3 separate regions of the Homo sapiens genome follow, and regions 1 and 2 are each linked to region 3. Evidence: chromatin loops called from intact Hi-C (ENCODE). Cell type or tissue: GM12878. All regions are shown on one strand.

What was found. A loop is a pair of places that touch in the nucleus more often than their neighbours do. Peaks named below come from ENCODE experiments on the same cell type or tissue, not always from the same donor. Only the 100,000 strongest peaks of a DNase experiment are listed, where the experiment ranks them.
Region 1: a loop joins it to region 3, with 2.0 times the contacts of the local background. A loop is called at or near these places in 3 of 110 quality-filtered maps.
Region 2: it touches region 3 in a loop (2.3-fold over the local background); 2 of 110 quality-filtered maps call a loop at or near these places.

The regions. Positions count from the first base shown.
Region 1 is chr1:221,639,446-221,647,445 of GRCh38, forward strand. No RefSeq gene overlaps it. Among named protein-coding and RNA genes, the nearest start is that of DUSP10, 99 kb to the right of the region's middle. In GM12878, no CTCF peak of the experiment used is centred here; DNase peaks (open chromatin) are centred at 4,496, 5,396 and 5,633; H3K4me3 peaks cover 976 bases; H3K27ac peaks cover 1,993 bases.
Region 2 is chr1:221,481,714-221,489,713 of GRCh38, forward strand. No RefSeq gene overlaps it. Among named protein-coding and RNA genes, the nearest start is that of LINC02817, 150 kb to the left of the region's middle. In GM12878, no CTCF peak of the experiment used is centred here; no DNase peak of the experiment used is centred here.
Region 3 is chr1:221,703,261-221,711,260 of GRCh38, forward strand. It overlaps DUSP10 (dual specificity phosphatase 10), which reads right to left. Exons shown (of 4, transcript NM_007207.6): 3 at 2,835-3,206. Among named protein-coding and RNA genes, the nearest start is that of DUSP10, 35 kb to the right of the region's middle. RefSeq lists an enhancer at 4,749-4,858. In GM12878, no CTCF peak of the experiment used is centred here; DNase peaks (open chromatin) are centred at 4,991 and 5,927; H3K4me3 peaks cover 752 bases; H3K27ac peaks cover 2,567 bases.

The DNA.
Region 1 (8,000 bases), 64 kb before region 3:
GCAAGTTGAATGTGTTCAGACATACTCTGTTAAAGTTGAATATTTTTCTTCATAAATGAAATGTGTTCAGCTGTGGTTTGCTAAATTGATAAGAAATCACAAATGCAGTTAAGCTCCTGAATATAAGGATGTTGCATTATTAGGAAGTTAATTATATGTGTTATATGACTAGATCAAAGGGAAGAACAATGTAATCATTTCAATAATGATTAAATAAAATAACATTTGATTTAATTCCAAATCCAGGTTTTTAAACAAATTCTTAGCAAAATAGGATAGATGAACGTGATTAAAATATATGCATCTTAAACCAAAAGTCCACAGCATGCTAGCCAATGCAATTGGTTGGTAAAACTAAATAAAAGTCGTAGATATTGGAGTGACAGAGAGCGAGAGAGAGAGGGAGAGAATTTTTTTTTCAGATGATCTTATTTTACGTCCAGAAAGTCCAAGAAAAAAATGATAACAGGATAAAAGAAAATATAAAATTATTAAAAACAATTAATTCTATTTTGGTTTCTAATTTATTAATTTCTCCATATATTTTTCCTTGGCTTTCCTTAGATTTTCTTTTCTTTTTATGGTTTTTAAACTTCTTAAGTGGGCCACATTACTTTCTTCTTTATTGTTCTGTGATGTCAATGTTCAAGCTACGAATTTTCCTGTTAGAAAATCTCTCTTTGTATTCCGTAAATCTTTGCCACATCTCACCAATTCTAAGATGCCCTTTTCACATTTTAACATCTCTGAGATAGAAATTTTGAAAGAATAGTATCAATTGTATCTTACTGTCACCGTGGCCAGGAAGTAATTGTCATGTAGTTGCTATTGCACAAACTCAGTTATCTCTGTTCATACTTTTGCTTCACTTGACATGCAAGTATTGTTGGTAATTGCCATTTAAAATACCTTCAAAAAGTTTTCTCTATAATTTGGCATCAAAATTAAGTTATTGTGGGTGCAGAAATACATAGAAATAGATCAGCAGGGCACACGTTTATATTAGTGATGTACACTTCCCCCTTAGAAAAGGTACTAGTGATGTACACTTCCACCTTAGAAAGGGTACTACAGTTTCATATTTTCTTGCAAAGCAGCTACCAAAGGCTTTGCTTGACCTAAGAAAAGAATACATAACCAAGTAGACGAAGTTGTGTTACATTTTGTTCCTGCAATGCATGAGAAAGGATTGTCCATTACATACTAAGCAATGCAACTGAAGGAAGAAGAAAATGCCAACTCCCTTGGAACAGACAGAAGAAATTTCAAAGGAATAAGAGCTGGTATGTCTCACCCATGCATAATGCAGGACTATTGTCAAAGCATCACATATCAATTTGACCAAAAATTCAAGCCGATTTTGAACAGAGGCTGCTTAAATCTAGTTATATACAATTATTCAATAGAGAAAAAAAAAATCATGAGTTTGATCATATAAGAAATACTGATAAAACATCAGCATTCTTTGACATCTTTAAATTATACCGAAAATGCTAAAGGTGATAAAGAGATTAAGATAATGAGCACAGGACACCAAAGCAGCAATCACTGTTTTATAATGCTTTGCATAATTGTCATTAACCAAATTTACTATAATACTTAGCTAAAAGCCATAAGACAATACCTGAGAATGAAATGTTCCTGAAGGATGTTATTAGACATTCACAAAAATAAATAAATAAATAAATAAATAAACCATCACTTAGTAGTGATAGAGAACTGACTAAATGTCATCTGGAAAAGATGGGCAGGTTTCTTAAAGAATAAGTAGGAGTGGCAGGCATGGTGGCTCACACCTGTAATCCCAGCACTTTGGGAGGCCAAGGGGGGCAGATCACCTGAGGTCAGGAGTTCGAGACCAGCCTGGCTAACATGGTGAAACCCTGTTTCTACTAAAAAAAATACAAAAAATTAGCTGGGCATTGTGGCACACACCTGTAATCCCAGCTACTCGAGAGACTGAGGCAGGAGAATTGCTTGCTTGAACGCAGGAGGCAGAGGTTGCAATGAGATGAGATCGCACCGTTGCACTCCAGCTTGGGCAACAAGAGCAAAATGCTGTGTCAAGAAAAAAAAAAAAAGAGTAAGTAGATAAGTAGGAGTGTTTCAGGAGGAGAAATAAGGAACAGGCATTACAAGCCAAACAGCACAGCAAAAGTATAGGAGAATATAGAAGATGATAAACCCATTTGGAGAAAGAAAAAATTCTGTTTGAACAGGAGCTTCTACATGGCAAAGGATATGTCAGTTTGGCCACACCCTTTAAATAGGACTGGGTGAGACGTTGGAAACTGTATAGAGATCTTCTTGGTAGTAGAGTCCCTCAGTAGCAGTACGGCCTAAATCACACTGCTGGAGGGTCTTCCTACTTCTGATTTTATTCCTCTTTTTGTCTCCTGTGCAAGTACAGAGCGTAGTGCTTATTGGACATTGAAGAAGTATTTTTGAGTTGAAAATAAGAGTTTTGTAGCTGCAAGATTGTCCTGCAGAATGCTGAGCATGTGGAAGACCTCAATACATAGACTGAGTGGCGGCTTGATTTGCCAAAAATTTTCATGAGCTTAGTTGGCAGGATTCACTGCCAAAAATCATAAACATTTTTTTCTTCATATTGCTTGCTTTATCCATCATGCAGGTGTGTTCCCTCAGAGCCCCTCTGTAGTGCTGTGGCCTTCTCCACATTCCATGCTGCCTAGACCTCGCTTGTCTCCCTCACTGCCATTTCCTCCAATTCTGTGCCATAGTGAGTTGTTAAAATAGCAATGGCAAATGTAGCATTGCATTTCTTCTCAGCAAGGTCTCTTTGGGCATCAGCTCATTTAACTAGATTTTTGGAAAAAAAATTGTAACATCTATACAAAATGAAGAAGTATGATTATTCGGTGACATCTTATCTTAGGTCTTCTTGTTTTTAAACAAATGCCAGAGATTATACCTTCTCCCCATCATCACTAAATAAATTAAGAAAAAACAAAATAAATATAGCTCAGTCTTTGGTTCAGGGTTAAATTGAAGCTCTTACATTAATAGGAAATACTTGAGATGTGCATTAAAAAATATTCAAGAGTGGATGATTAATTTTTTAAGTTGGAAATGTGTATATTCAACACAAGATTGAAGATTCATAATTAGAGGCAGGAGGCATGGTGTGAAGAGACACAGATAGATAGACAGACAGACAGACAGACATTGGCTACTTTGTAAAATATATTCTTGCTTTAGCCTTAAATAGAAATTTTGCTTACTTAACAATAGATGTAAACAAAAAACTTTCATATTTTAAAAATTTATTTTATTATTTAGATTACTGGTGTTATCTTTGTTTTAAAGAGAATGTTCTGGCTGGGCGCAGTGGCTTACGCCTGTAATCTCAGCACTTTGGGAGGCTGAGGCAGGCAGATCACAAGGTCAGGAGATCGAGACCATCCTGGCCAATATGGTGAAACCCCGTCTCTAGTAAAAATATGAAAAATTAGCTGGATGTGGTAGCATGCACCTGTAGTCCCAGCTACTCAGGAGGCTATGGCAGGAGAATGGTGTGAACCCAGGAGGCAGAGCTTGCAGTGAGCCGAGATCGCGCCACTGCACTCCAGCCTGGGCAACAGACCAAGACTCCGTCTAAAAAAAAAAAAATGAAAAGAAAAGAAAAGAAAAGAAAAGAAAAGAAAAGAAAAGAAAAGAAAAGAAAAGAAAAGAAAAAGAGAATGTTCTATTTCACAGAGCTAGGATTGACTACCATCTTGTGCCGGCCAAGGAGAGACACTGAATACTGTAACCTCAATTTACTATGTCAGTAATTTGGCAAGAAGGAATTCTTAATGGAGTGAGAGAAATATACCTTTTTTTGTGTGTGTCTCTAAAGCCAAAATTTTATGCTTCTTGCAAGAGAAGCAATGTCACAAATCTCAAAATTATAATAATATAGACTGTAAGAACTTGAAGGAACAGAAAGAGGTGCCTCATCCAATCCTCTCAGTTTACAGATGAAATAAATAAATAAATAAATAAATACATTGACTGGTTACAGACACTATAACAAGCTAGTGATAGAGCCAAGACTAGAACCCAAGTTCTGATTTTACATAATTAATTGGCCAAGGACATTTAACAGGCCAACTAGTCTAATTCAGAAACACCTGGGTTGTCTATGCAGTCATAGGCTAATTCAGTAGAGTTCAAGAATACTTAGAATCTCTCTTTTAGCAGATTTATGGACTTATAAACCACAAGTAAAATGTATTAAGGTAAAATTTGCTTAAAGGAATTGATAATTAAACCTGAGAGATCAAAAGTCCTAATTACTGAACCATGGCTGCCTAGTAAAGGTGGTTCTGAGAAAGAGACAAGAAATGGCTGTGTGCTTCTCCCCATTTCTCAGACGAGAAAATTGAGGCATGAGAAAAACAACAAAACCATCTTGCTGCAGAAGAAATGACTCCAAAGAAAAGATTTCTTTTTCCTGGGCTGCATTCTGCAATCCAAAATTTGTATAAATCTATAAAGCACTCAAGATTCAGCAAGGGCTCCAGCCCAATCAATAAATAATATGTAGAGTTGAGAGATTGAGGTCTCTCAGCAGCTTTACCAAGATCTATTAAAAGTAATTTCAGTTCCCTTTTGAATTGCAGTTCTTTTTCTTTTAGCTCTGCCAGAAGGTTTTTATTTTATTTGTTCTTGCATTTTGGATGGTGTCCTTTGTTGGCTGTAGGATGGATTTGATTATCTCATTTCATTTGGTCCTTTCCAGCCTATTTCTGTGATTTGAGTGGGTTGGAAATGGATTTCAAACTTGTTTCCAAATTTGAGGGAGGAGGACATTCTCAACAACCTTGCTTCTTGTCCTCCCCAGTGGGTCACAGGCCTGCCTTTCCATCCGGGAGTCCCCATGAACCTCGGACTCCCCAGTTCCGTTCTTGCTCCAGCTATGCTTATTCCATTATTTGCTGCCAAGCCATAGGATACCTCCAAATTAGGCAGGCCTTTTCAGATTGACTTTTAAGGAGAGGAGTGCCTATTGTTTACAGTATTTCAAGTCCATTTTAAAAGCCAGAAAGTCAATCAGCATATCAAACAGCAACTCTTTATTGGGAAACTACAGTATCTGACACATTGAAAGTCAAAAATAAGCCCAGCAGAAATCATGGCTCAGACAGGCTGAAGATTTTCCTCACTGACTTCTACCTCTCTATTCATGCAGAGATGGGCAGGATTCCTTCTTAGACAAGGAGGGCAAGTTCACCAAAGTCATACAACCATTTTTTCACAGAAGCTGAAAGCAAAGCAAGGGATGTCTACAACACTAGGATATTTTTTTCACTCACAATCTTCCAGGACATTGCAATGCTAAACCTGAAAATGACATGCTATGATTTGCACAGTTCTCTACCAAACAGCACCTAATTACAGCAATTTCCTGTGAGCTGCTTTCCAGATTTCAAGACAGCCTGCCCTTTGCAGTAGACATCACTGCATGATTCCAGTGACAAGGAGGGAGGAAAAAGGTTTCCTTCAGAAGCCGTGTTAAATAGCAGCCCCTACTAAGCATGTAGCAGCCACACTTTATCTCACTGACTTAAAGATGAGTAACACACCTGTTCCTGGAAGGCCTAACACTGCTTGCATTTCTTTCCTCACCACAGTGTGATGGCAATTGCACTGCTCTGTTTCTTTCAGAGGGCATATCCTTTCACTACAAGACCTCTGGAAATATTCTAGCCCATCTATGAATGGAGGTTTGTAAAACTGAGAGACGATCTGCTGCATTTTGAACTGTGGTTCTAAATAGAGGCAGAGCACACTGCACCTGAATCAAAACCTTGGGGAAAGCTGAGGTCAGGAGACCCGCGTAGTCTGATTTGAAACCCCTGGTCTACTGGGGACACTGATGCATTTCCAGAAAGGACTACAAGAATCTCCCAGTGCTTTGGCTATAACCCTCACCACATTTTAGTTAATAAAAGAGGCATTGATTTCCTCAAACTTTCAGAGCTTCTTTCAGGCCAGGTCTTAATTTATTTCTGAATAAGCAAGGGTTCAAGTAAATAACTGCAGTGTTTATGAAGAACTTTCCTCAAGCTCAGTGGGTTTCTGAAGATTGTTTGCTCTTAGGACCCTCTAGGTCTTATTATAGAGTCAAGACTTATCATGTTAAGGACAATAGAGGATAGCAAATGACTAAATGATTTTAGCAATATATGCTTGAATAATTTGGATAAAAGAGACTTAATGTGATTATTTTTGAGCAATTCCTTATGGGGAAAAATACACTTGAACCAGATCTTAAAGTGTGAGCTGGGGATACAAAGAAGAGGAGAGAGTGGGGATTTCAGGCCCTCAGGAATGAGCATGTAAAGAGGGTGAGGACTCGGCTGGAGCAGAGGCTATGCAGGGTTCCCTTCTATGGCTCAGATGCTCTCCCAGACCTCGATGCCAGAAGCAACAGAAACCTGCCTAGAGAACAGCTAGCCCAGTCTGCAGTTATCTTCCTGCAAAAGACACTTAAGGCAATTGGATTTTCCTTCTGTCAACAATAAGAGCTTTCTGGAAATGCTAAAAAAGCTAATCTAGACCAGCTGAAAAATTGTACAACATGACAAATGAAAGAAATCACCATTTCCATATAAAGATGTATTGTATCCACTGTCTCCCTTGTGCATTAATCTTATAATTCTATCAAAAAGCAATAATTAACTTTGCACAGAATTATTTTTAAATATAACATTTTTATAGCTCATGAGTTGGTGCTATTCTAGTTATTTATGAATTTTTTCTCTTTAATGGTATATTATTTTATCATGGAAGAGACAGATTAGCATAAGAACTTTAGAGGGAGACAGATGTGGATATGAATCCAACTCTGCTAATTACCAGTCATGAGTCATTGAGGAAGAAACTGACATTTTCTGAGCCTTGATTTCCTAGAAAATAACATGGAATTCAACATTTGTTCATAGAAACGATGGACCATTAAGTAAAATGACATACCAAAATATACCTGGCACAAGGCAGTCATTCAATAAATGGGCACTATTGTTACAGTTCTCCTATTTGTAATATCTAAGAGTTTACTCTATTTGTTGGAGTCAGGGGAGGGGCATTACATTAAAAATCTTAATTTAATTTATTTTATTTTCTATTATCTTTCTTTTTGTATGCTAATGAATCCAAGCAACTATTGAAACTAATCCCTAAACTTCACAGTTTAAACGTTTTCCAATAATCCCAAAGGGCTATGAAGAAACCAAACTTAGAACAAATAAATATAGGATATGCAGCTTATATAAACCCAAGGCTTAATAACCTCAGTTAATTTAGTACATTGGACAAAAAAATCTGTCCAACTAGTTGCCTCAATGGAATAACCAGCTGGATTAACTGAATTTTTAATTTACCAACAAATTGAATATTACCACCTCACATCAGATTAGAAATGTGTATGTGGTCAAATCATGAAGCCTGGTGTTTTAGTCTGTTTTCTGTTGTTATAATAGAATACCACAGACTGGATACTTTATAAAGAAATGTATTTCTTACAGTTCTGAAGACTGGGAAGTCCAAGAGCATGGCACTAGCATCTGGGGAGGCCCTTCTTGCTGCCTCGTAACATGGCAGAGGGCATCACATGGCAAGACAGCAATGGTGTACCAGTGTAGGTCTCACTTCCTCCTCTTATAAAGCCATGAGTCCCATCATGGGGGCCCTGTCCTGATGACCTACTCTAATCCTAATTACCTCCTAAAGGCCTCACCTCCAAATACCATCAGCATATGAATTTGGAGATTAAGTTTTCAACACACGAAATTTGGGGGCACATTCAACACTGTGGCAGTCATGAATAGTAGATTTCTATCCTTTGCACCACTTTGAACTTTTTGCTTGCTAGCTAGCAGTCAAATATGTGAAACAAAAGCAAGACTGTTTTTAGGCACAACTGAAGTAGGCATCTGCCTTTGGGTATAGTTGAAGAGTCAGCATATCACACAGCCAGGAAGCTTCTAATG
Region 2 (8,000 bases), 220 kb before region 3:
GGCAAAGAACACAAAGAAACAGAAAACATTTTAAAAATTGCAAATAATAGTGAGGACTACAGTTGATACTTAAAAAACACAAGTTTAAAGTGTGCGGGTCCACGTACATGTGGATTTTCTTCTGCTTCTGTCATTCCTGAGATAATAAGATCAACCCTTCCTCTTCCTCTTCCTCCTCAGCCTACTCAATGTGAAGGCAAAGAGGATGAAGCCCTTTATGATGATCCACTTCCACTTAATGAATAGTAAATATATTTTTTCTTGCTTGGATTTTCTTAATAACATTTTCTTTTCTCTAGCTTACTTTATTATAAGAACACAGTATATAACACATATAACATATAAAATATGTATTAATTGACTATGTTATGGGTAAGGCTTGTGGTCAACAGTAGGCTATTAATATTAAAGTCTGAGGGGAGTAAAAATTTAGAGGTGTATTTTCTATTGTGTAGGAATCGGCACCCCTAGTCCTGTGTTGTTCAATGATCAACTGTATTTATCAAGTACAAACAATGTGAAGTGCTTTACATTGCTGTCTCCTGTAAAGGGTGTTATCATTCCTATGTTACAGATTGAGGATTTGAGGACATAGCAATTTGCTCAAGGTCACGTAGCAAGTGACAGAGCCAGGATTCAAACCTACATCTGACTCCTGGGAATTATTCAATTATGGAAAAGTAATGCAGTCTAGAATCATGGACCCAGTTTTGTTTTTCAGGCTCCCTCAGAGTTGGCTATTAAAACGCCACTTTTACTTTCTCAGCTTTTATTTCTGAGGGCAGGTTTTACAAACACTTTTCCATCCTACCATCCTCCACATGCCCTCAACTCCAATTATGCCTAAAATTGGACCTTTTCTTACAAAATATCATTGGTAAAATCCACAGATATTTACATGTTCTCACTTAAAAGTGAGAGCTAAATGGTGAGAATACATGAACATATAGAGAACAACAGACACTGGTGCCTTCCAGAGGAAGGAGGGAGAGGATCAAGAAAAATAACTAATGGGTGGTAGGCTTAATACCTGGGTGATGAAATAATCTTTACAACAAACCCTGTGACATGGGTATACCTATGTAACAAACTTGCACACATACCTCTGAAATTAAAATCAAAGTTAAAAAAAACCTGCAGATATTATCAGGCCTCAAATCACCACCTGGGAAAGGGCAGAAGACAATTGTCTCGTTTTATATAAGTCTGAGAATCTTCATGTGGAGTGAGGTCAGGTTACTGAGCTTTCCCCCAGCATTCGTAGCAATCATTGTCTCTAGGTATTCATTATTATTTTCCAGGGATATAAACTGCAAAGAGAATAGCTTCTTAAGACTATAATGTAGAACACAAACCCAAGACTAAACATGTTAACTGTGAATTTAGTCTTGTCTGCATGCTCACCTTTCCTATATGTAAAAATACCGTGAGAATCTTGAGTGAATGCTAAACCATCCTCTCATTCATGGGCCTCTGCTCCCACTGCTGCCCCAGGAACATTCCCTTCATTCTATTAGTGCTATTGCCTGACAAGTTGACCAGGGTGGGGTGATCAATTGTGCAGGAAATAACTTTTTGAGCTCAGGCCCCAAGCATCAATTTAAGAACAAAATTTCTGTCTTCTTACTGTCTTAACCTCAGCCCTTTTTTTGTGTGTGTGAAATTGACAGATTTGGATTGAAAGGACTAGAATATTGGGCAGCAGACTAAAGCTATATAAAATGCGACATAGATGTCATTAGCTTGTTAGTGACTTTTGCTGTAAGTACATGCCTTCCAGGTCGCTGGGGAGGAAGCAAAGCAGGGTGCAGCTGGTACTCTTCTGGAACCTGGGGTTTTATTCTTCGTTTTAGACTTAAGTGAATGAGCTACTTGACTCATTCATAGGACTTAATTTGCGTGTGCCTGGGTCTTAATTTATAAAGGTGACTGAGTGACAGCATGGAGAGTTAAATGCCACAGAAATAATTTATTGCTTTTACAGTTCCTGAGAGAAGGCATGGTGTGCTGTGCAGGGCCTCACGGGAAGCACCAGGTTTGACAGGAGAAGTGGGAGTAAGGCTATAGCCTTTAGTGAGGTTTCCATGGGAAAAGCAAGGCAGGGCAGGGGAAACAGCTTAAGATACGTTAGTTTGAATAATTTCAGCAGGCTTTGGGGCATAGGGACTGTCCCTGGTTGTTTAGTACTAGGCCCTACGTGGTTGATTTAGGGCAGGGGAAATATTGTCTTGGTATGTAAAAGTTAAAGAAGGTGGTTATGGGTATAGATCCAGGATTGTTTGGATGGTTTAGAATATGATTTTCATGCACCTATGAAAACTGAATCACCAGGAAGATATAAATATGTTTGGCCATTAGTTTGGTCCTATAATTAATGAATGTCAAATGGACAAATATAGAATCTATGAAAACACAGAATACCATGGCAAAAAACTCTAGAGTATACTTCTTGCATGTCTCTCTATCCCATTTCTCTATTCCCCTCACTACCCCAGGTCAGCAGGAAGGGTAAATGAGTAGGTTGGTGGCTTCTCTTAGTGCTCATCTCAGGCTATGATTCTGTAAATAGAGGGCTTTGATGGATATAGCTTCAAGGGCAATGTATGGTTTTGCCCCTGTCCTACCCCAGAGCTGGCATCGCCAATGACCTGACTTTAGCAGTCATCAGAAGATAGACCATCTACATGAGCTGAGCACTCAGTACTTATAGTATGGGGAGTGTGAAGGCCAAAGGACAGTCCTGTTGTCATTTCTCAGAGAAGTTGTGATTTAACCTAGAAGAGGAAATGGATAAGCAGATTTTTAGCATACTAGCAATGATTATGAAAGTGTGCAGGGCAAGAGATAGGCTGCTTATTTGGAAAACAGGCAGAATTTAGCGATGAATCCAGAGTGGCCAGTACCCAGATTCTCAGTTCTTTCATTAGTAGGATTTCAAAGACATCTATTATGCTTGCATAAAAGAGTCAGAGCCAATTTGTCTAGGCTGCATGTCTGCAGCAAATTTGAATGTCTATAGTAAGATAAAATTCTACAGGAATGACTCTGGTGGTGAAATAATTTTTTAAAAAATGTAAATGAGTAAATAAAGGATTTGCAGAGAAGAAATACATTTGTAGAGAAGAAACCATTACTGGTTTTGTACCTCCATTCTTTGCAGGGAAGAATGTGGCTGGAAATATAGAGAGTAACCACATAAAAATGCGCTTACCCCCTTTTTAATTTATTTTTTCCTTTCGCATTTTCTACCAGTAGAAGAACAAAGGTGCCTGGAGAGATAGCCTTTCTGAATATTCTTTATATTTAATATGATTGCATTGATCATTTTTAAACTCTTCTTATTTGCCACTGTGGAGAATTTTTTAACTTTTATATAAAAATATATGTTTCTCAAGAGCAAATGGTAATATATACAGTCTACAGTGGATGAATCAAGAAATAAGGATATGCTTGCATTGTGCAGGATGATGATAGAAAATACCCAAATATTAGAAAGGATTTTTTAAAAGCAGACTGGGTTGGGAGGATATATTTTGAAGAGGAATCTCTAGGGAACCAAGTTCAAGTCCCTTCTCATATGAAAGCCCAAAGAGTATGGTAATAAGGTCCTCTCCCCACCCAACGTTACCTAAAGAAATGGGTTCAGTACAAATTTACAGTGCTGCTTGAAAAGCCAGGAAATCTGTTTCTCCACTCTTGCGCTCCACCATTAGGGGAAATTTTGACTGCTAACATTGCTTCTTGCGCTACCAATGAACTCTTTTCCACTCTTTTTGCTACCCAAGGCTTCTAACTCTCAGCTTGTTTGCCTTGTGACTTCTGCTTCTTTGTGCCTTCTCTGTGTGTCTTATTCTGCCTTGCTATAGAAATCTCTGTTTCTCTGTATGTCATATTAGACTCTAAAAAATAAGGTTCTTGATTGAGAATATATCACTTTCCCAGATAGAATCTCCATCTAAGGGAAAGCTTCAGCTCTAGCCTTCTTACAAGGATCAGGCCAACCTGTAGGGGGTGAGTGGCTTAAAAACCTTCTCAGCGGAGGCCAAGGCAGACAGATCACCTGAGGTCAGGAGTTCAAGACCAGCCTGGCCAGCTGGCCAAGATGGTGAAACCCCGTCTCTACTAAAAATATAAAAAATTAGCTGGGCGTGGTGGCAGGCACTTGTAATCCCACCTACTCAGGAGGCTGAGGCAGGAGAATTGCTTGAACCTGGGAGGCGGAGGTTGCAGTGAGCTGAGATCACTCTACTGCACTCCAGCATGGGCAAAAAGAGCGAAACTCCGTCAAAAAAAAAAACCCAAAAAACCAAAAAAAAAACAAAACAAAACAACAACAACAAAAAAACCCTTCTCAGTGAGAAACCACAGGAGTGGCAGGCACCCTGGGGCTCCCCAAAGGGAATACTACATCAGACACCTTGGAGAGGCTTGCATTTTCATTACATTCTGCATTGTGATATTGCAATATTCAAGCTTGATGTAGACACTTTCCACGATGGAGAATTTGGCCTCAAGACTGCAACATTAGAGACCCTTTCTAAGTTTCCAGCCTGCCAGCTTGTTCTCCAAATCTTGGACTCATCAGCTTCCACAACGTGTGAACCAATGCTTTGAACTCTCTTGATGATAGATAGATAGATAGATAGATAGATAGATAGATAGATAGATAGATTTCTTTCTTGAGGAAGTCCATGCATCATTAGGAGCTTCAAATAATTGGCAAATTCTGCAAATTGAGACTCAATCTGTCTTCCTCTAGCTGCCACCTGTTATGTACTATGTCTATGTCCTCATCATATAGAGCATGATCAATTCTACTTCTACCTGACAGTCATTAATTTCATTCAATAACATTTTCACACAATTGACAAATCCAGAGGACAGATATCAGTATTTTCAGTTATCTAGACAGTGATCTGACCTGCTAGGTTCTCAGTCAGTGACCCCACCTTAAAACCACTACAGAACAAAATAATGAGGAATCTAGTGTCAGGTCAGCTTGAATCAGGGTTTCTAATTTCCACTTATTCTCTGTGTGACTTTGAGCAAGTTACCTAACATCTCTGACCTTCTGTTTCCCAATCTGTAAAATGAGAAAAAAATACCAACCTGCTAGGGTTGCTGTAAGCATTAAGGAGGACCATGTGTGTACAGCACTTAGCACAGTGTCTACCATGTGGTAAACAAGGGACATGTGGCAGCTTTTGTTACTCAGGTAGAGATGGCGGGCACCATTTCATCAGCTTGTGCTCTCGAAACTGCTACTGTCTGTCTTGTCTCTGGAAACTTGAGTCAGTAGACAGGTCTCCTTTGAGTAAGTGTAGGAAGGAGAAGTAATACTTCTCACTGCCTTCCTCCTTACTCCCTCTCAGCCCCAGCTCCTATCCCCAGCTCTTTATTTGGCTACTTTTCATAAGCCTCCTTCTGGGCACCAGCTTCTGTGGGATGTTCTTTAGGGACCCTCTCAGCTGGGCTGGTGCCTCTTCTTGATGATTCTATAATGCCTCGAGCCTATCTTCATCATTACATCACTGGACTATGTAACTTATTTTTTTTTTGAGATGGAGCCTCACTCTGTTGCCCAGGCTGGAGTGCAGTGGCGAGATCTTGGCTCACCACAACCTCCGCCTCCCAGATTCAAGTGATTCTCCTGCCTCAGCCTCTCGAGTAGCTGGGACTACAGGTGCGCACCACCATGCCTGGCTAATTTTTGTATTTTTAGTAGAGACGGGGTTTCACTATGTTGGCCAGGCTGGTCTCGGACTCCTGACCTTGTGATCCACCCGTCTCGGCCTTCCAGATTTGGACTTACTCATTTTTATATCCTTATTATGGGTAGAGAGCTTGGAACATTCTAAGCACTCAAAAATATTTAGTTCAATGAACAAAGAAATGAATGCTCCAACCATATCTATTCAACAAATTATCTCAAACAAAATGATTTCTATCCTTGTGCCTTATGCACTAGCATAGAACCTTAAAGTTCTATGCTAGTTGCTTTTACCTGTTAATTAATAGATCCTAGTTCTTTAATTTGAGAACTAATCTGCTGTATCTGCATTGAAAATTAATCTCCAGAGATATATTTTAGGCTTTGGACATTGGCTATGTAACCATTCTCCCTGTTCCTTTCACCCTGAATGATTTTCAGCATCTCTATGCAATTTCCGAATGCAATGTCCCGGTAAACCCGTTCACACACTTGACATAGAAAAAAACGTTGTGTTTGTTTATACAACTGGCTCAGTGAACAAGGATGAGAAATTGAGTTATTTATTCGATGACTCAGGCCTTGGTTACTAAACTGGAATTTGCCTCTGTACCTTGAGGGAGTGGAGAAAAGAAATCAAATAGATTAAATGAGACTGTTTGTCTTTCTGTACTTCTGCCGGAAACGCTATGCATGGGATAATTAGGTCCCAGGAATAGGAAATCTGGCCATGAAATAAAAAATACAGACTTATCATCCATAAGAAGTGGCCAGGTTCTGGTCTCACCAAAATGTTTGATGTTAACAAATGTATTTATTTTCTAATCTAGAAAGTTCTTGGCACAAATGTTCAACCCCTCTTGGAATTACTCAGCCCTGTGATGATTTTGTGGTGCACATCTATCACTAGACAGCATCGTAATGTGTGTTTTTCCCATGTGAACACTATGTGGAAAGGGATCCATGAAATGCTATAACATGGAATGTAAAAAAGTTGGTTTCCATCTTCTGGGAAGATGCTGTCAGAAACAATATGTGATCTGGGAAATTGACTGATGGACAACAAATATTCATGTCACCATTCCAAACCCTGTCACTTCTATTCAAGAAGCACCTGAAGTATGTGTAAAGGGAGCAATGAATTCTCTCTCCTGCCCATGTTGCTTAAGTGCCTCATTGCCTCCCTACTTAAGAAATGCCTAGCAACTCAAAAGGCATTAGCATGTGTGCAATGAAACTTGATAAGTATTTATTATCAATAATCAAATGGCTAAGATTTTGTTTGTGTAATTATTTACACAGGACTGTGGAAACCTCAAAGCAATGTGGCTCATTACACCCACGATATCTCATACTCATATCTCAGGAAAGTTCTAAGAAGATTGCTTAATTCTTTAATGCATTTAGTAGCAGCTCACATTAGCAGTCATTTCCTAACTCTCTAGTTCCTATCCACTTTTGAAAAAAAAAGTAATTGATTTACAATGTCAATTAAGCATGTATCAGTGCATGCCATATTTTATCCTGGTCTTGTGTCACCCATCCCATTTCACAAAACCTATATGCACACATAGACATTATTTCCTGTCAGATGGGTGATATCGAGTAGATGCATTTATTCATGGCTTTTTTTTTCTAAGAAAGTACAACAGTTTATTGAATACCTACTATGAGTCAAGCAAGGTACATAGATCCTGATTTTCTAAATTATATACAAATATGCCAAGGCCACTGTCTTCCTGGGTCACAAGATGCTTCTTTCTTTTTCTGCTGCCCCCATCCCTGCCACTGCCTTGTGTTAATCAGAGAAGGCCCCAAACACAAGTAAAGTCCTCTTGACTTTAGGCACACAGGAAGGCACAAGATGATGGGAGAGGTGAGAGGCAGCACTGTCATTACTTGCCTCTATCTACAGACCCAGCTGGTGCTCTGCAGTATCACCCCAACAAATGGCCCTGCATCAGCTTCACATCCTGTCAATCAGCCTTCCTTGCAAGGCCTGGTCTCAGCTTCATCACATTTGTGCTTTCAGAGCCAATGACGTATTTCTCATTTTCTTTCAGGAAGGCTTGGAAAGATCTCATTTTCTTCTCCTTTAACTTCTACTCTAAAAATAAAATAAACCAAAAATACAAACTGAAAATCTGTCAGTCAGAAACAACCCATTCTTTGCTGTCGTACCAAGTGAGAAGCACTATGCTTTCCAATCCAATTCAATTGGTTTAAAAGTGCTTTTAGACTATTGCTTGAATTTTTCTTTTCAAACTACAAAAGTCATTTATGCTATGTT
Region 3 (8,000 bases):
TAATTCCAATTTTCGGTTGTGTGACTTAACAAACCTAGTGCTAGTAACAACTCTCTCACTTGTAATAGAGAAAAAACACTTTCTTTATTCTATAGAATTGCTCTGTACAGGAACGGGCATTAAATGGATAAGAGTTTTAGTCTTACTAAACCCTGATTAAGGTTAAAGGAATAAAGCTTAACTAGGAAGATACTATGTTCAGCTTCTCCCCAGAAAATCCAGTTGTTGCAAAGTTAACTAAAGGCTAGTAGTATACAGGCCGAGGGTGTCACCTCTCAAGCATTCAATCCCGTTTGCTTCCATGTATGACATTCCAGTGTGGCAATAATGCAGAAGATGGAGGAATCCCAGCAATGGCTCAAAATCCAGAGCAATTGAAAGAGGAAGACTTGCTAAGTTTTCAAATATATTAAAAGCTCAGGACAATAGCATGTGGGCACTACCTGAACAGATTCTTAATGACATTTCTAGACTCTAACACATCCCTAAGAAAGCTTCCTTGAAGGAACACCAATTAGATAAACAGGTAGGGAAGGAGAAGGGGTAGAGAGAGTAGTGATTTCACCTAAACTACATCTACTGGCTACCCACCAGTGGACCAAGGAAAAAAAACCTGATGTAAATTTTCATCTTAAAAATTTACAGATGAAGTTTACTTCTCATAGTCAACAGTATTTCAAGAAAAGTAAGCATCTCTCTTTTTCAACTTTTTCCCTTCAGCACACGGTATTTAGCTCCAAGTCAAGACCAGAAAGCATGGTGGTGAGAGAATGAGCTTCTGAGTGCCTGGCTGGACCACCGGTTCCACTACACACACTTGATTCAGGAATAAATAAACTGGTATAAACACTAAACTTAGATGCTGCTCAGCTTATATTACACTCTCAGTGAAAGCTATTATGTTTATAAAACCTGCTGTGTTTTTACTAAAGCAAGACTGTAAGATTTCAGTTTATCCAATAATATAACAATGAAAATAAAATTGTGCCTATGCAGGTTGTGATATGGAGTTGTTCTTCGGGCTGAATGCTATTTGTTATTGGTTTTGTTTTCCTTAAAAAAAAAAAAAAAAAGGCAGGTAAGCCTGAATAATCTATAAGGAATGTGAGAAGGAGCTTTAGTTGAAATCCTCTTAGAACAAGTATATCTTACCCTACTCATTAAATAGAAAACAATTTCCTAACTTCCTCCAACTGGAGTTAAGTCAGATGGAATCTCAGTCATAACATCACATCATGTATCAACCAGAAGTTCCTCATATGCTTGTTGAGAAATTTTTCTTCCTCAGCGCTCCAGGTTTGGCTCAGATTTTATTAATAAAGAATCTGCAGTATCTCTGCATCCTCAGTGTTGCCAGTTGGGAATTACTTAATAGGGCATCATAAACATTGCCTTAGTGTGTTGTGAAAAGGCCTCAGGCTTGGGAGTCAAAAACCCTGGATTCTGGCCCCTTCTTGGACACTAGAATTCCTATGACCTTGAAGAAGTCACTTTACTTCTCTAAGTTCAGTGATCACCCTGAATTTCCTTTCAGACTCAATATTCCATGGTCCTGTGCTGACGGCATAATTAGCAAGGAAAACAGCTTGGCAAAATGACCAGAGATGTCAACACTACAGCAAATCCACCAGACCCCACTGGCTGTTAAACCTGAGGCTGTTTTTTTCTTTCTCTGACAAAGGAACACCCCACTCCACTTAACTGTATTCTTCCTGGAATAACAACCTGCTGTAATATTTAGGAAAAGTACTAGGCCACCCCTTTATGGTAATAAAAGTTGAAGTTACGTAAAAAAAAATAAATGTTGAGTTTTGCTATATTGCAGGTGCTCCCAAAATGATATTTTGAGTGTTTTTTTTTTTTTTTGAGACAGAGTTTCACTGTTGTTGCCCAGGCTGGAGTGCAGTGGCGTGATCTCAGCTCACTGCAACCTCCGCTTCCCAGGCTCAAGCGATTCTCCTGCCTCAGCCTCCTGAGTAGCTGGGATTACAGGCATGCACCACCACGCCTGGCTAATTTTGTATTTTTTTAGTAGAGATGGAGTTTCTCCATGTTGGTCAGGCTGGTCTCAAACTCCTGACCTCAGGTGATCCACCCGCCTCGGCCTCCCAATGTGCTGGGATTACAGGCATGAGCCACCGCGCCCGGCGATATTTTGAGTCTTATAGCAGTTTGGGGCTATAGAAGTTGCAGAAATTAAGATTAGGATTAGGCTAATAGTTGCTTCCTTCTGGGGATCAAAGCGTGCTGTTGCTAAAACTTCCTCCTTGGGAACTACTCCGTCTACACAACCTGATCTTTCCTAGTTCAATGAGTTTGGGGCAGACTGTCAAAGGAAACCTAGTACCATCTCCCCTTATGCTGGATGAATAAGGCTTAGTAGGGTGACCGGAAGGCATAGGTATGTTTGGAAGGGGTGTCATATTCACTAGATATTGCTTCCAAGGTGCTCAACGGCGCTAGTAGATCAAGTAGCAGTAGCACCAGCTCTGACCTCCGATTCCTTACTTTCCATCCACTTTTCTGGTTACAGAGCACATAAATGCTAACCCCTACCACTATTTCACTGAGAACTTGAGGGATGAGGATTTCTAGTTGAACAGATCCCAACAAATTCAATTACTGTCCTTTTATATCCATCCTGATGGCTTGGATACACTCGACAGGCTATGACTTAGGAGAATGCTTAGGCTGTTTCAGGTGGCAGAGCCCTCCAAAACTCCAGGGCAGCTTTTCTTTTCCAACACAGGAATAAACCTTGAACTTGATATCAAAGCAAGAGCTGGAGGGAAAAGGAAGGCAGCGGATGAAAATTCCCTATGGGAGATAGTTACCAATGAACTCAAAAGCCTCTTCAAAGTACTGCCGCAGGTTCTGCTTGTTGCTGTCAGTGGCTGGCAGCCGCTTGTAGTTGAACAGGCCTTTCTCATAGTGGTAGAGGGGAAGATGAGTGGTGACGTTGATGACGTAGCCGATGTTCAGCCGCTGCATGGTGTCCAGGTCCTGAGCATCCTGCTCATTGCCAAGGAACAGGAAGGGCAAGATGGGGGTGAGCTCAGCGTTCTCGATGTCAGGGGTGGTGGGGATGGGCTGAGGTAGCAAGCTCGAGGCCGCGGATGCGCCGCCCCCCACCTCCCGGCACTCTTGGAGCTGGAGGGAGTTGTCACAGAGGTTTTCATGGTTCTGCTTAAAACTACTAAGTCCACCTAGAACACAAACACAGAAGGTGAGTGTGACTGAGATTTCAGAGCTGGCAGAGAATGCCACCTCCCCATTAGAATGAGTTTGCATTGTAGCTCATGCATATTTTAAATACATATATAAATATGTATTTAAGCAAAAAAAATAAAAATAAAAATAAAACAAAACAAAACAAAAACTAAAAGTCCATTTGGAGACCCAAGACAAGCTTCGGGGAGTATCACTGCATGGAACACTTTGGAAATGTGCTCTTTCTACAAATGAGGGCATGTTCCCCTAGCAAGAGTTCCACGCGGCATCAGGCAATCTTCCTCAGCTGCAAATGTGACCTGCCTCAAAGAGCCATATGCTCAGTGGCCTACATAGAACCCTGTGCTTTGGGAGCCAAGAAAGGCACAGATGACCTCCTCGGGTGGAATCTCAGCACCACAGGAGCATGTCTTGCACCCTTCATAGCTCACCTCACCCAGAGGGACAAGTTTGCTCCCAATACAGCAGAGTGGTTACAAGCAGGAACATTGGAAGAGACAGGTTATCTTGATTATAATCTGGGTACCATCATTTCCTGACACTATTACTTAAGTTCATTTATCTCTGTGCTTCAGTTCCACCATCTGTAAACTGAGGGTGATGGTGTCTCCCTTTGAGTGCAATTGTGAGCCTGAGATAAATGAATACGTGTAAAATACTTAGCACATCTCCTGGCACACAGTAGAACTCAGCAGGCATTCACTATTTTAATTTATATTATTTATATGATTGCCCACAGGTGAAATCAGCAGAGAAGTACTTGGAAAAGACAAGCCAGGGTGGGGTGTGAAGGACTGCTCTTATAATCTTTTTTGATATTCTCCACGTAGGGCCCTGACATTTATCAACCCTGACTTTCAGTAGAACAGAATGTGAGAGCAGCGCGGTTGCTTACTCCTCGACTTTCCAAGGCTTGTGGGCACATAAACCCATCAAGAAACCTCTTTTGGATGTGTGAATGCATGCTTTTGAGCTTACGGCTCTGCTCTGCCTCCCACGAGTTATGGGTCTAGTATAAAAAGCTTATAAACTGTGCTTATTTCTCCATTTTTAAAATGCAAACCTTCCCCTGAACAAGTGCAATCTCACTTTTGGGAATGGATCTTAGGGAAATCATCTAACCAAAGATAGTTAGCTAGATATATGGAGATGTTCACTACAATGTTATCTGTTTTATATATATTTTAAAAAGGCCAAGTAAAACACAAAAATAAAAGAAAAAAAGTTATTACATTCATTCCACGGAGTATTATGTAGCCTTTAAAAGAGTAGTTGCAAAAAGGATGTGAAAATAAATAAAACATTTTGGTTTAATATTAAATTTTTTAAAAGCTAAGTAAAAAACATTGACCAAAAGCTGAAGAACTGTACAAAAAACGAACAATTGTTTAAATTAGGGAATTTACGGATCATAGTTTATTGTTTAAATTTTCTGCTAATATTTTTACACACAATGGCATGCACAGATAAACCCAAAGGATTATTACAAAGCTCAAATTATAATAATATACATGTAAGTGCTATAAAATCTGGATTGACATTATTAGTGCCAACTGAGCTCTAACCCTACTCAAACAGAACTAGATACACTCTGGCTTTCCCTTTGAAAAGAGGGGGAAGTGGAAAAGTCCTATTAGCTGAAAGCCACCAGAACACAACATCTACCCTCAAAGACAGATGGCTTGTGGCTGTCTTGATAGTTCCAGGAGATAAGGCAGAAAACCCAAAGCATGAACAAGAGACGGTTATGTTGCAATAAGGACAGGAAGTCTATCTGTCCACTAGCCTCTGAGCCTGGCATATGTTCTTCTCCATTTCAAGTCTCATCTTTGACAAACCACAGCGGGAAACTCCAGACCATAACCTAGACCGAGTCTCATGACTTTTCACAACCAATGGACCCGGAGCTGGCTGTGTAAAAGAGAGAAATCATATTTTCCTTAAGGTATGGTTATGATCCAAAGAAAACTCAAAGGGCAATATTATGTTCACTTTACTCATTGAAAGTAAGAAGTCAAAACCTACCCTAGCTTTTTGAAAAGAAAAACAAGAGCTATATACGAATTTCAGTTGATTTCTAGAATTAACCTCTGCCCTTACATATGATAGTTTATTCTGCTAGGCAATTATGACAATAAAGTTTGAACCTGAAGAGATAATTCTGAAGTAGAAGAAAGAAAATATGGAAAATAACTTCACCAGTGAAGACTTAAAAAATAAATAAGATAAAAACTACCCATTGTCATCATCACAGCCTCCACAAAAGGGATTCTGAAGAGTTAAAATCTGCTCAGCTTCGCCTCCACAAAAACCCAAATTCCACACAGATTCTGTGATGGGAACCTAATTCACTTTTTTCTTCAAAAAAGGCAGTTGTTACATTTTTCCATATAAGATGAGAGGGAAGAACAATAAAACAAATTCAAAAGAAGGCTCTAAAAGCAGGGGAAAAACCTCTCTGTTCTTATTTAGGGTACTCAAGCTGTAATTTGTCTTAAAAGCAGCTAGTTTAAAAAAAAAAAAAAAAACCAACACATGCTAGAAAACCCCACACACAGAAAAAAGCAGCGTCCAGCTTTTTAAAATTCTGCCTCTACACCTCCTTTCTCAATGACATCAGCTGGAGGCTCCCCACCTGCCCAGTTGCCATAGCAGTTACACAAAGACATACAATGACATCAGTTGGCATGATATCAGCTCTTTGAGTGCAAACAATACAAGAAGAACTACTTTGTTTAAGGCCTTTGGTGCAACTGTGTTCTGGGGAGCCAATGATGTAATGCTAACAGGTGGCATGGGCCTTCCATTTGCCTAATGGGGGGAAAAAAACCCGTGGCGGAGTGGGGGGAGGAGGGAATTTGAGACAGACACACAGAATGCTCCAAATCACAGAGCATGCTTATGTGCAAAAGTATGGGTGCATTGTATGTTTAAGCCATGTAGGAACTCTGTTCTTATAATATTTGGAGGTGGGAGGGGTGGGGGTGGAGAGAAAAGGAGATATTACAATTTAAACATATAAGGTAAACAAGGAAATTCTCCTTGAGGGGTCTGAAGAAATAGTCTCCTGTTCAACTGCCACTCTGCTAATCAACTTGGGCATCAGTTTTCCATAAGGCTTATGCACAGCTCTGTACTGCAGTTAAAAACTCTCTCTGTGGACGGTGCTTAAAGTAAAAAACAACGAGTGGAAGCTCACAGTGGTGGCTTTTTCCAGAGAAGTCTGCAGGAAGGATTGTTTTCTTCTCTTGGGGAAGGGTTGAAATTGAAATCTGGAGGGGAGGGGGAAGAGTAAAGCTAATCTGGTTTTTCTTTTCCAGTTACTTTCCTCCGACCCTACCCCATCAAGTATCACCAGAGGCCAAAGTGACTGATCACTTAATGAGGAACCCTGATGATGTTATGTTTATTACTATTTAAGAATATTAGAACATGATAATTAACAAACAAAGCAGGAGCAGTGTAGCATGGAGGTTAAGAGCAAAGGTCAGAGACAAACCACACCTAGCTGCAGTTATGATTCTGCCTCCTAGCAGCTGTGAGACCCTGTGCAAGTCAGGTTCCCTCATTAAGCCTCAGTTTACCAATCTATTAAGTGGATGTAATATCATCTACCCATCAGGGTCATAGTTCAGGAAGCCTATGTAAAGGTTTTGATACACGACCAGGTATTCGATAAATAATGTCTTATTACCCCCAATATCATCACCTTTGTTCTAAATTCCAACAGATCTATGCACACGCATAGTCCATGAGAGCCCTAAGTGCAGTGCAGTGATTCAGAGAAGGAGTATTGAGGCTGGACTTCTTGGGTTTGAATCCCCAGCACAGCCAAACACTAGCTATGAGACCCTGGGCAGGTTTCTCACCTGTCTGTTCCTCAGTTTCCCTGTATACAAAACAGGGATAACAATAGTACCTACCTCACTGTACTGTTGTAATGATTAAAGTGGTTAATAAAGTACCTTAAAACAATGTCCAGCACATTGTAAGTGCTTTTTCTTTTCATCACTTTGGGAAACTACCATTTTAAAGATCTAAAAAAAAAAAAATCTGCTTAATATAAAGACTCTATATAAGTAAACTAATGTTCCTGAGTTTTTACTTTTAAAATTTTATTTAACAAAAAAGAATTAGGAACCAAGGTATCCGAGCAGTTTTAAAGTTTGCAAAACATACTTTTAACATAAAGAAAGCAACAGCTCCCTATTTTTCCTAAACAAATATATCTGATTTCACTTTGTTGGTCCTAGCTTTCCTAACAAACACTGTCTTTGCATTTCTGGTTTTTCCACAGAATTGGATTTTGAAAATAAAACTGTTCTTCCCTCCTTCTTCCTTTCCTCTAATTTCTACCAAGGTGGCTAACTTCCTTATGTGCACAAGAGCCTGCAGTTATTAGTGCGAACATATTGTAGCCATGAGCAACAATGCTGGGGTAGGGTGAGGCAAGGCGGGGTGGGGGGGCAGCAAACATTTTCAAAGCTTATGTCAAAAGTAGGTTCTCTGCCAAAATGAGTATGGTCAGTACATTGATTCTAAATGGCAGCAACAAAGAATACCTAGCACCCCTAAAGAACTATATGTGGAAATACTGCCTGCCAGTTTCTTCTAACACACGGTCAGTTCAGTGACAGTCCTACTGAAGCAATGGATTCTAGTTTTAGTGGGAAACTTCTCTTTATAGATGCATTTCAGCTCCTGTTGCTGTTTTGGCGACTGCAGTCCTAGAAACAGAAGAGTCCTCTGTAATGTGATTCAGAAGCAAT